Linked DNA regions of Homo sapiens: region 1 is linked to region 2. Evidence: read pairs that join two places in POLR2A ChIA-PET (ENCODE). Cell type or tissue: PC-9. All regions are shown on one strand. Links, peaks and the distances in the headings refer to the core of each region. The heading gives the core; the rest is flanking DNA. Region 1 has its middle 8.1 kb from the start of REX1BD. Region 2 holds the start of IQCN (IQ motif containing N).

Region 1 (4,388 bases), core at 254-4,253, 310 kb before region 2:
TGGCAGCATGGGCATGTAGAACTAGATAAGCAAATTTGCTCTCTGTATATACATTTATACTTTTTCCCTTTCCCAGCTCTAAAGTTCGGGTAAGCGCCACTAGTTCTGCTAACTGGGTGCTGGTCCCTGGGGGAGGGGCCCACTTTCAACTACTGCTTTATCACTAACCTATGGTATATCCTGCCCTTTGTAATCCCTTTTCTACAAACGAACTTCCATCAGTATATATATAGGTTGAGGTCAGGGTTGGCTAAGGGGACCTCTAAAAGATCCTTCTGGGCAGCATAAGTTTGGGTTAAGAGCTGCACAAGTGCGCATCTGAAGCACCAGTCCCTCAAGTAATAAGGCCTGGTACCTAAGTAGGCGATTGTCTGACAGCCACAAACCTCCTTTAGCAGTTAGTATGCCGTTGACATCGTGAATAGTCCATACAGTGATGTCTCTCCCTTGTATTATTTTGACAGCCTCTAATACTAAAATGGCCACTGCAGCTACCACCTGCAGACAGTGAGGCCAGTCCTTTGCTACCACATCAATTTCTTTACTCAGATATGCTACTGGCTGTATGGTAGTCCCTCAAGTCTGGGTAAGGACTCCAAGAACTATTCCCATTCTTTCTGTGACATACAAAGAGAAATTTTGTCCCGTAGGTAGACCCAGAACTGGGACTTGTGTTAGGGCCTGTTTTAGGGTTCTGAAGGCTGCCTCTGCCTCTGGTCCCCATTCTATCAAATGGGTATTAGCTTTTTGGGTCTCCTTAATTAGAGTGTAAAGTGGCCTGGCCATTTCGCTGTATCTGGGGATCCACAGTTGGCAAAAGCCAGTTATTCCAAGAAACCCTGTCAACTGTTTTAATGTCTGAGGGTGAGGATAAGCCAGTATAGACTGGATAGGTTTTTTGTTGAGAGCCCTGGTTCCTTTAGCCAAAACCAGCCCTAGGTATTTGACCTGCTGTAAACAAAGCTGGGCCTTTGATTTAGATACTTTGTAACCTCGATCAGCTAGAAAGTTTAAAAGGCCTTGGGCTCAAATGTAATCCCAGCACTTTGGGAGGCTGAGGTGGGTGGATCATGAGGTCAGGAGATCGAGACCATCCTGGCTAACAAGGTGAAACCCTGTCTCTACTAAAAGTACAAAAAATTAGCCAGGCGTGGTGGCAGGCGCCTGTACTCCCAGCTACTCGGGAGGCTGAGGCAGGAGAATGGCATGAACCCAGGAGGCGAAGCTTGCAGTGAACCGAGATTGCGCCACTGCACTCCAGCCTGGGCAACAGTGCAAGACTCCGTCTCAAAAAAAAAAAAAAAAAAAGTCTTGGGTAGCCTGATGGCACAGGGTCTCTCAACGGGAGAAGTAAGTCATCCATATATTGAAGAATTAGGGTACCTGGGTGCAAGAAGTGACTTAAATCTTGGGCCAATGCTTGGCCAAACAGGTGAGGGCTATCTCTAAATCCTTGGGGCAAGACTGTCCAGGTGAGCTGAGATGTTTGATCTGAGGGATCCTCAAAGGCAAATAGGAATTGAAAGTCAGGGTGTAGAGGGATACAGAAAAAGGCATCTTTAAGATTCAGGACTGTAAACCACTCTGCTTCTTCTGGTATTTGAGAGAGCAATCTATAAGGGTTGGGTACAGCTGGGTATAAAGGAATTATGGCCTCATTTATGAGCCTGAGGTCCTGCACCAACCTCCATTGACCATTTGGTTTTTGTACCCCTAGAATTGGGGTGTTACAGGTGCTGTTACAACTTCTTACTAGACCTTGGGCTTTTAAATTTTTAACAATACCTTGTAATCCTTTTCGAGCTTCAGGTCTTAGGGGGTATTGTCTTTGGTAAGGGAAAGGGGTGGGGTCTTTTAGTTTGATTTGGACTGGACAGGCGTTCTTTGCCCCTCCAAATTGTCCTTCTAATGCCCAAACCTCAGGGTTGATTCCTTCCTCAAGTAGGGGACAACAGATAGGTCTTTTCTTCCCTGTATTCATACAGATGATAGCTCCTGATTTAGCTAATATGTCCCTCCCCAGTAAGGGTATGGGATTCTCAGGCATGATGAGAAAGGCATGTGAGAAAATTAAGGTTTCCCAGTTACAGCTAAGGGGGCGGGAGAAATACCTGGTTACAGGTTGTCCCAGGATCCCTTGGATGGTAACAGACCTTGAGGACAGCCATCCAGGGCAGGACAGTGGAACTGAGAAGGCTGTGCCAGTGTCCAGAAGAAAGTCGATTTCCTGGCCCTCAATGGTCAAACTTACCCGGGGCTCTGTGAGGGTGACAACACGAGCTGGTGCTTGCCCCGGGCACCCTCCATCCTGTTGCTGGATCATCTGGTTGGGGACTTCTGGCCCAGAGAACCTTTGTCCTCTGGGACAGTGTGCCTTCCAGTGATCACCTTGGCATAGTGGACATGGGTGAGAGGGCGGCTTATTTCTCTTTGGACAATCTTGTTTAAAGTGTCCTTGTAAACTGCACTGATAATAAGCCCTGCTGGGTGATTGGCCTGCTCCATTTTTTCTCCTCTTTGAACCGCCAAGGTTTGTCTGAGGGCATGACTAAATCTGCAGCCTTTCTCTTATCCTGCTTTTCCTTTTCGGCCTGTTCCTCTTGGTCCCTATGATAGAACACTGAGGTTGCCAGGTTTAATGATGCCTCCAAATTTTGCTCGGCCCAAGGCTAACTTTTGGAGCTTTTTCCTAATGTCTGCAGCTGACTGAGTAATAAATTTGTCCTTTAAAATTAACTGGCCTTCGAGGGAATCTGGTGACAGGGGAGTATATTTTCTCAAAGCCTCCCTCAGCCTTTTGAGGAAGGCAATAGGGTTTTCTTCCTTCCCTTGGGTTATAGTAGACATCATTGAATAGTTCATGGGCTTTTTCCTAGTTCTCCTTAACCCTTCTAGGATACAGGTCAGTAAATGTTTGTGACTCCAGTCCCCATGATCCGAGTCAGGGTCCCAGTGGGGATCCATACTGGGGACTGCTTGCTGGCCAGTAGGAAACTGCTCTCTTCTGATGTCATTCTATCACTTACTTAACTGAGGTACCAGGTATCCCCAAACTCTCGGGCTCCTGTTAAAGCAGCATTCTTCTCATTAGAGGTTAGGTCTGATCAAGCAATAACATGATCTCTCTCCAGGAAAGGTCAAAAGATTGTCCCAGACCCAGCAGGCCATCTACGTATCTATTGGGGTCATCTGAGAACTTTCATCCAAGTCTGCCTTAATTTGCTTTAGATCAGAGAGAGAAAAGGGAACATGTACTCGGGTTGGGCCAAATTCCCCTCCTACAGCCTGAAGAGGACATAGCCAGGGGCCAGTGGGGTCTCTTGGCTCTCTGAAGGCTCTTTTATTTGTTCCCTTTTGGGCTGTAGAAGCCAGAGAGGGTTTGGCATTAGTAGGAGGAGCCGTGGGGAGGACTGGGTATGGGGGTAGAATTTGAGGACTCCCTGTGGGGTGCAGGTTACATGTCTTACACAATCGTGGGTTATCATCCCTTAATGAGAAAAAGGTCTGAACATATGGTACCTAAATCCACTTGCCTTCTTGTTTACAAAACAGATCTAGTTGCAGGATGGTATTATAGTGTATACTTCCCTCAGGTGGCCATCGTTCTCCTCCTGGAAGAGGATATTGTGGCCAGGCAGTGCTGCAGAAAAATATGAGCTGCTTCTTCAATGTCTGGGGATCAAATTGGTCCCAGTTATTCAGAATACACCTCAGGGGCGACTTCACTTTGGAGGGAAAATCTCCCATCTGAAAGGAAAGCATAGGGATGCCCGCACCCCTAGTCATTCCCAGTGGACACTGGTTCTAGCAGGTCCCCTACTGTTTTAGTGTCCATTTTCCAGGGTGCACAATCACCCATGGAACCCTGCTTATCAGATTTAATTGTGCTTACCGACGTAGCAGTTTCAACCACATTCTTTTCCCTCCCTTCTTAGCCACAAAGAAGGAGGCCAGGCTGCTGGGTTTAGCGGCCTCTTACCAGTGCGCCCGAAAGTTTTTGTTCCAGTGAGTGGGTTCTAAGTTTGGGGTGTATTCTTAGGTGGTTTACAAGGCTCCAGTTAGCATATTTCTGAGCTTGAAACTGCCCCAGTAAGATGAACTCCTTAAAGATTGTACATAGACATAGCAATTTTAAGGCGGGGGGCAACAGGGGATTGGGCCAAGGCTGAAATAGTGTCTCATGCACTACAGCCTTTTGTCCCCGCTTTCCATCTTAAGAATACTACTTTTGATCTCCCAGTCGATGGTCTATTATTTTACTTAACTCCCACAAATGCGAGTGGTACCCTGAGTGGAAGAGCTCCGTAGTTTGGATTGCTGATCCTAAACAAGAGAAATGATAGGTGAAATGGTTCCCAGTGAGGTGGGGACGACAGAAAGAGAAATGG
Region 2 (4,357 bases), core at 1-4,000:
TGAGACGGAGTCTCGTTCTGTCTCCCAGGCTGGAGTGCGGTGGCGCGATCTCAGCTCACTGCAAGCTCTGCCTCCCTGGTTCATGCCATTCTCCTGCCTCAGCCTCCTGAGTAGCTGGGACTGCAGGCGCCCGCCACTATGCCCGGCTAATTTTTTTGTGTTTTTAGTAGAGACGGGGTTTCACCGTGTTAGCCAGGATGGTCTCGATCTCCTGACCTCGTGATCTGCCCGCCTCAGCTTCCCAAAGTTTCTGGGATTACAGGCGTGAGCCACCCTGCCTGGCTAAATTTTTTTTTGTATTTTTAGTAGAGACAGGGTTTCACCATGTTGCCCAGGCTGGTCTCGAACTCCTGACCTCAGGTGATCCACCCACCTTGGCTTCCCAAAGTGCTGGGATTACAGGCGTGAGCCACTGGGCCCCACAAGTTTGTTTTTTTTTTTCTTTACAAGATGAGGTCTCGCTCTTGCCTTGGCCAGAGTGCAGTGGCAAGACCACAGCTCACTGCAGCCTTGACCTCCTAGGCTCAACTGATTGTCCTGCCTCACCTCAGCCTCCCAAGTAGCTGGGACCACAGGTGCACGCCACCATGCCCTACTAATTTTTATTTTTATTTTTTCTTTGAGACGGAGTCTTGCTCTGCCGCCCAGGCTGGAGTGCAGTGGCGCCATCTCGGCTCATTGCAAGCTCCGCCTCCCAGGTTCACGCCATTCTCCTGCCTCAGCCTCCTGAGTAGCTGGGACTACAGGCGCCTGCCACCATGCCTGGCTAATTTTTTTGTGTTTTTAATAGAGATGGGCTTTCACCGTGTTAGCCAGGTTGATCTCGATCACCTGACCTCATGATCCGCCAGCCTTGGCCTCCCAAAGTGCTGGGATTACAGGCGTGAGCCACCACGCCCAGCCGCCCTACTAATTTTTAAATAATTTTTTTGTAGAGATGGGATCTATGTTGCCCAGGCTGGTTTTGAACTCCTGTGTTCAAGTGATCCTCCAACCTCGGTCTCCCAAAATGCTGGGACTACAGGTATTGAGCCACTGTACTCGGCCTCTTTTTTTTTTTTTTTTTTTTTTTTTTTTTTGAGTCAGGGTCTCTCATTCAGGCTGGAGTGCAGTGGTGCAATCTTGGCTCACTGTAGCCTCCACCTCCTGGGTTCAAGTGACTCTCCTGCCTCAGCCACCAAAGTAGCTGGGATTACAGGCATTTGCCATCATGCCTGACTAATTTTTGTATTATTAGTAGAGACGAGGTTTTGCCATATTGGTCAGGCTGGTCTCAAACTCCTGGGCTCAATCGATCTGCCCGCCTTGGCCTCCCAAAGTGCTGGGATTATAGGCATGAACCATCGCGCCCAGCGTCCCCAGCATTTATTGACACCTAGTTGAGGCCAGCCCTCCAGTCTGATGGGGGAGTCAAGCAGGCATGAGCTGTGATGTGAAGGGCTTTTTCTAAATCACAGATCTGACTCCTTACTTGAAACCTTTTTGGAAAAAGTCCTGACTGCACCAGTCCCTGGGCTGGCCAGTGTCTCCTTTCAGGAGCCTCTCCACCCAAATTCCCAATATCCTGCCTTCCTGGCCTCAGGGTCTTTGCACGGCTGCAGCTGTAGTTCTGTGCCAGCTACTCTTCCCCCAGTCATGCAGCTGAGCGCCACCTCCCAGCCTCAGCTGCACAGTCCTCGGAAGCCTGTCCCTAGTAACCCTCAGGCTAGGCCAGCACCTTACTGGGCTCCTACGGTCTCCAATTGCCCTGAGAACTCCCAGTTTGTGTTTAGCTCGTTGACAGCACAGAAGGGACCTGTTCTGATGAAACATCCAAAGGATGAGCTGGGTGCAGTGGCTCATGCCTGTAATCCCAGCACTTTGGGAGGCCGCAGCAGGCGGATCACTTGTGGTCAGGAGTTTGAGACCAGCCTGGCCAACATGGTGAAATCCTATCTCTACTAAAACTACATAAATCAGCTGGGCGTCATAGCATGCACCTGTAGTCCCAGCTACTCAGGAGGCTGAGGCACGAGAATCGCTTGAACCCGGGGAGGTGGAGGTTGCAGTGAGCTGAGATCGTAGCACTGCACTCCAGCCTGGGCAACAGAGCGAGACTCAATCTCAAAAAACAGACAAAGGATATAAACCCCACCCAACTGCCATCTGCCATGTCCCTGATTTTGTCCAAAGTCACACCCACAGTATAGGGAAGGTTTTGGAGGGGGTGATCGCTGCAGAGGGAGGTCAGGCACCCCTGCTGGTTCTTGTCCCGGCAACCCCCAGCGGCTCCCCAAGGAAGCCAGGCAGAGGCTTCTGGGCCAGGCTGGCTTTGGCTGGAGCCAGCTGCACTGAGTCCAAGGTGCGTGTCAGCCTTGGCCCAGCCAGCGGTGACTCATGCTGGGCCCCAGCCCAGCCCCAGGAGGTGATCCAGGACAGCAGCCTGACTTCCCCTTATAGCGCTGCGGCTCAGGGTCAGTACCCACTTTTGCCGGGCCCAGTGGGGATCCCAAGAGATCAAGTCCGGCCCCACCCCAAGGAGCCCGCAGTCTCAGAGCCACACCCAAGACATCAGTGAGAACCCTGACTGGCCCGTTGCACCCCCTTTTTGGTCCCTTCCCATCTAGCCATTTTACAGCCTCAAATTCTTTGAGTTGTTTGTATCCCCAGACATGGGGCAAATTCCAGCATATAGTAGGTGCTCAGAAAATGCCCGTGGGATGAAAGACTGAAACTGCCTCTAGGTACATGGAGGGGGAGATTTGGGGTTCCCTCTGTGCTGAGAACCCTTTGTACTCAGGATGAGCCGGTGTAGGTAGCAACCACCATGACCTTTGGCCCTGCCCTGCATCCTGTTCCCCAACCTCTGGCTGTGCCTTCTAGAATCCCCACCCCCTAAGAGCTGCCAGGGATTGGCCAGAACTTGGCTTTGAGTCACAAAGCTGCTGCGGCACCAGGGCTCCAAGACTGGCCGTTCAGACTGCTAGGTTTAGCTTCAGGGGCAGGTGAGTGGGGCTGGTGGCTTTGGGGGCGGGTGAGTGGGGCTGGTGGCTTCAGGGGCGGGTGAGTGGGGCTGGTGGAGGACTTGTTTGCGAGGGTTCGTGGGGGACCCTGTCGTTCTCCTCTGGCCCCCAGTGCCTTTAGAGCCCTTCTGGGCCTTCTGGGTGACTGCAAATGATGGGTCAGCTCCTTGGCCCCTCACAGCAGGGGCTCTAGGGACCTCTAAAGCCTTGATGGTGGATTTGTTCACCTGTGATGGGGGACATCATGGAGAGCCTGTTATGTCTCTTTATTATTATTTTTTTAAATAAATAGAGACATGTTGCCCAGGCTGTTTTCAAACTCTTGGGCTGCAGCGATCCTCCCACCTTGGTCCCCCAAAGTGCTTGGATTACGGGCAGGAGCCACTGCGCCCAGCTGAGCCTGTTGTGTCTCTTTGGCAACCTGAGGATGGTGATCTTATGTCTTGTGACAGATAGGGAAATTGAGGCTCAGAGGGGTTTACTCAAAATTACCGAGCCAGTCGCTTGGCTTCTGTGTCCAGGGGGCCCCTGTTCCTTCTTCTCATCCCCCACAATCCCGTTTCTCACCCCTTCTGGTTGAGTTCCTCTAAAGAGCTGCACCGTTTGGTTGATGAAACCTCAGCCCCTGGAATGGGCCCATTCAGCTCCCAGAGCTGCTGTCTCCCGGGTTCAAGTGATTTTCCTGCCTCAGGAGTTCGAGACCAGCCTGACCCATATGGTCAAACCCCATCTCTACTAAAAATTCAAAAATTAGGCCGGGCAAGGTGGCTCACGCCTGTAACGCCAGCACTTTGGGAAGCCAAGGCGGGCAGATCACCTGTGATCAGGAGTTCAAGACCAGCCTGACCAACATGGAGAAACCCCATTTCCACTAAAAATACGAAATTAGGTGTGGTGGCGCATGCCTGTAATCCTAGCTATTTGGGAGGCTGAGGCAGGAGAATCGCTTGAACCTGGAGGCAGAGGTTGCAGTGAGCCAAGATGGCGCCATTGCACTCCAGCCTGGGCAACAAAAGTGAAATTCCGTCTCAAAGAGAATAATAATAATAATTAGGCCGGGCATGGTGACTCATGCCTGTAATCCCAGCACTTTGGGAGGCCGAGGCGGGCGGATCACTTGAGGTCAGGGGTTCGAGACCAGTCTGGCCAACATGGCGAAACCCCAACTCTACTAAAAATACAAAAGTTAGCCAAGTGTGGTGGCAAGTGCCTGTAATCCCAGCTACTCGGGAGGCTGAGACAGGAGAATCACTTTGAACCTGGGAGGCGGAGGTTGCAGTGAGCCAAGATCGTGCCACTGCACTTCAGCCTGGGCAACAGAGCAAGATTCCGTCCATCTCAAAAAAATAAAAATA

The links. Peaks named below come from ENCODE experiments on the same cell type or tissue, not always from the same donor. Only the 100,000 strongest peaks of a DNase experiment are listed, where the experiment ranks them.
Region 1: POLR2A ChIA-PET joins it to region 2 with 18 read pairs; 11 of 35 experiments call an interaction of 5 or more read pairs at or near these places.

What each region holds. Positions count from the first base shown.
Region 1 is chr19:18,578,540-18,582,927 of GRCh38, reverse strand. No RefSeq gene overlaps it. Among named protein-coding and RNA genes, the nearest start is that of REX1BD, 8.1 kb to the left of the region's middle. In PC-9, for the core only: no CTCF peak of the experiment used is centred there; no DNase peak of the experiment used is centred there.
Region 2 is chr19:18,273,030-18,277,386 of GRCh38, reverse strand. It overlaps IQCN (IQ motif containing N), which reads left to right and starts at 2,935. Exons shown (of 4, transcript NM_001145304.2): 1 at 2,935-2,984. RefSeq lists enhancers at 2,311-2,430, 2,214-2,508. In PC-9, for the core only: no CTCF peak of the experiment used is centred there; DNase peaks (open chromatin) are centred at 2,366 and 2,836; H3K27ac peaks cover 1,383 bases.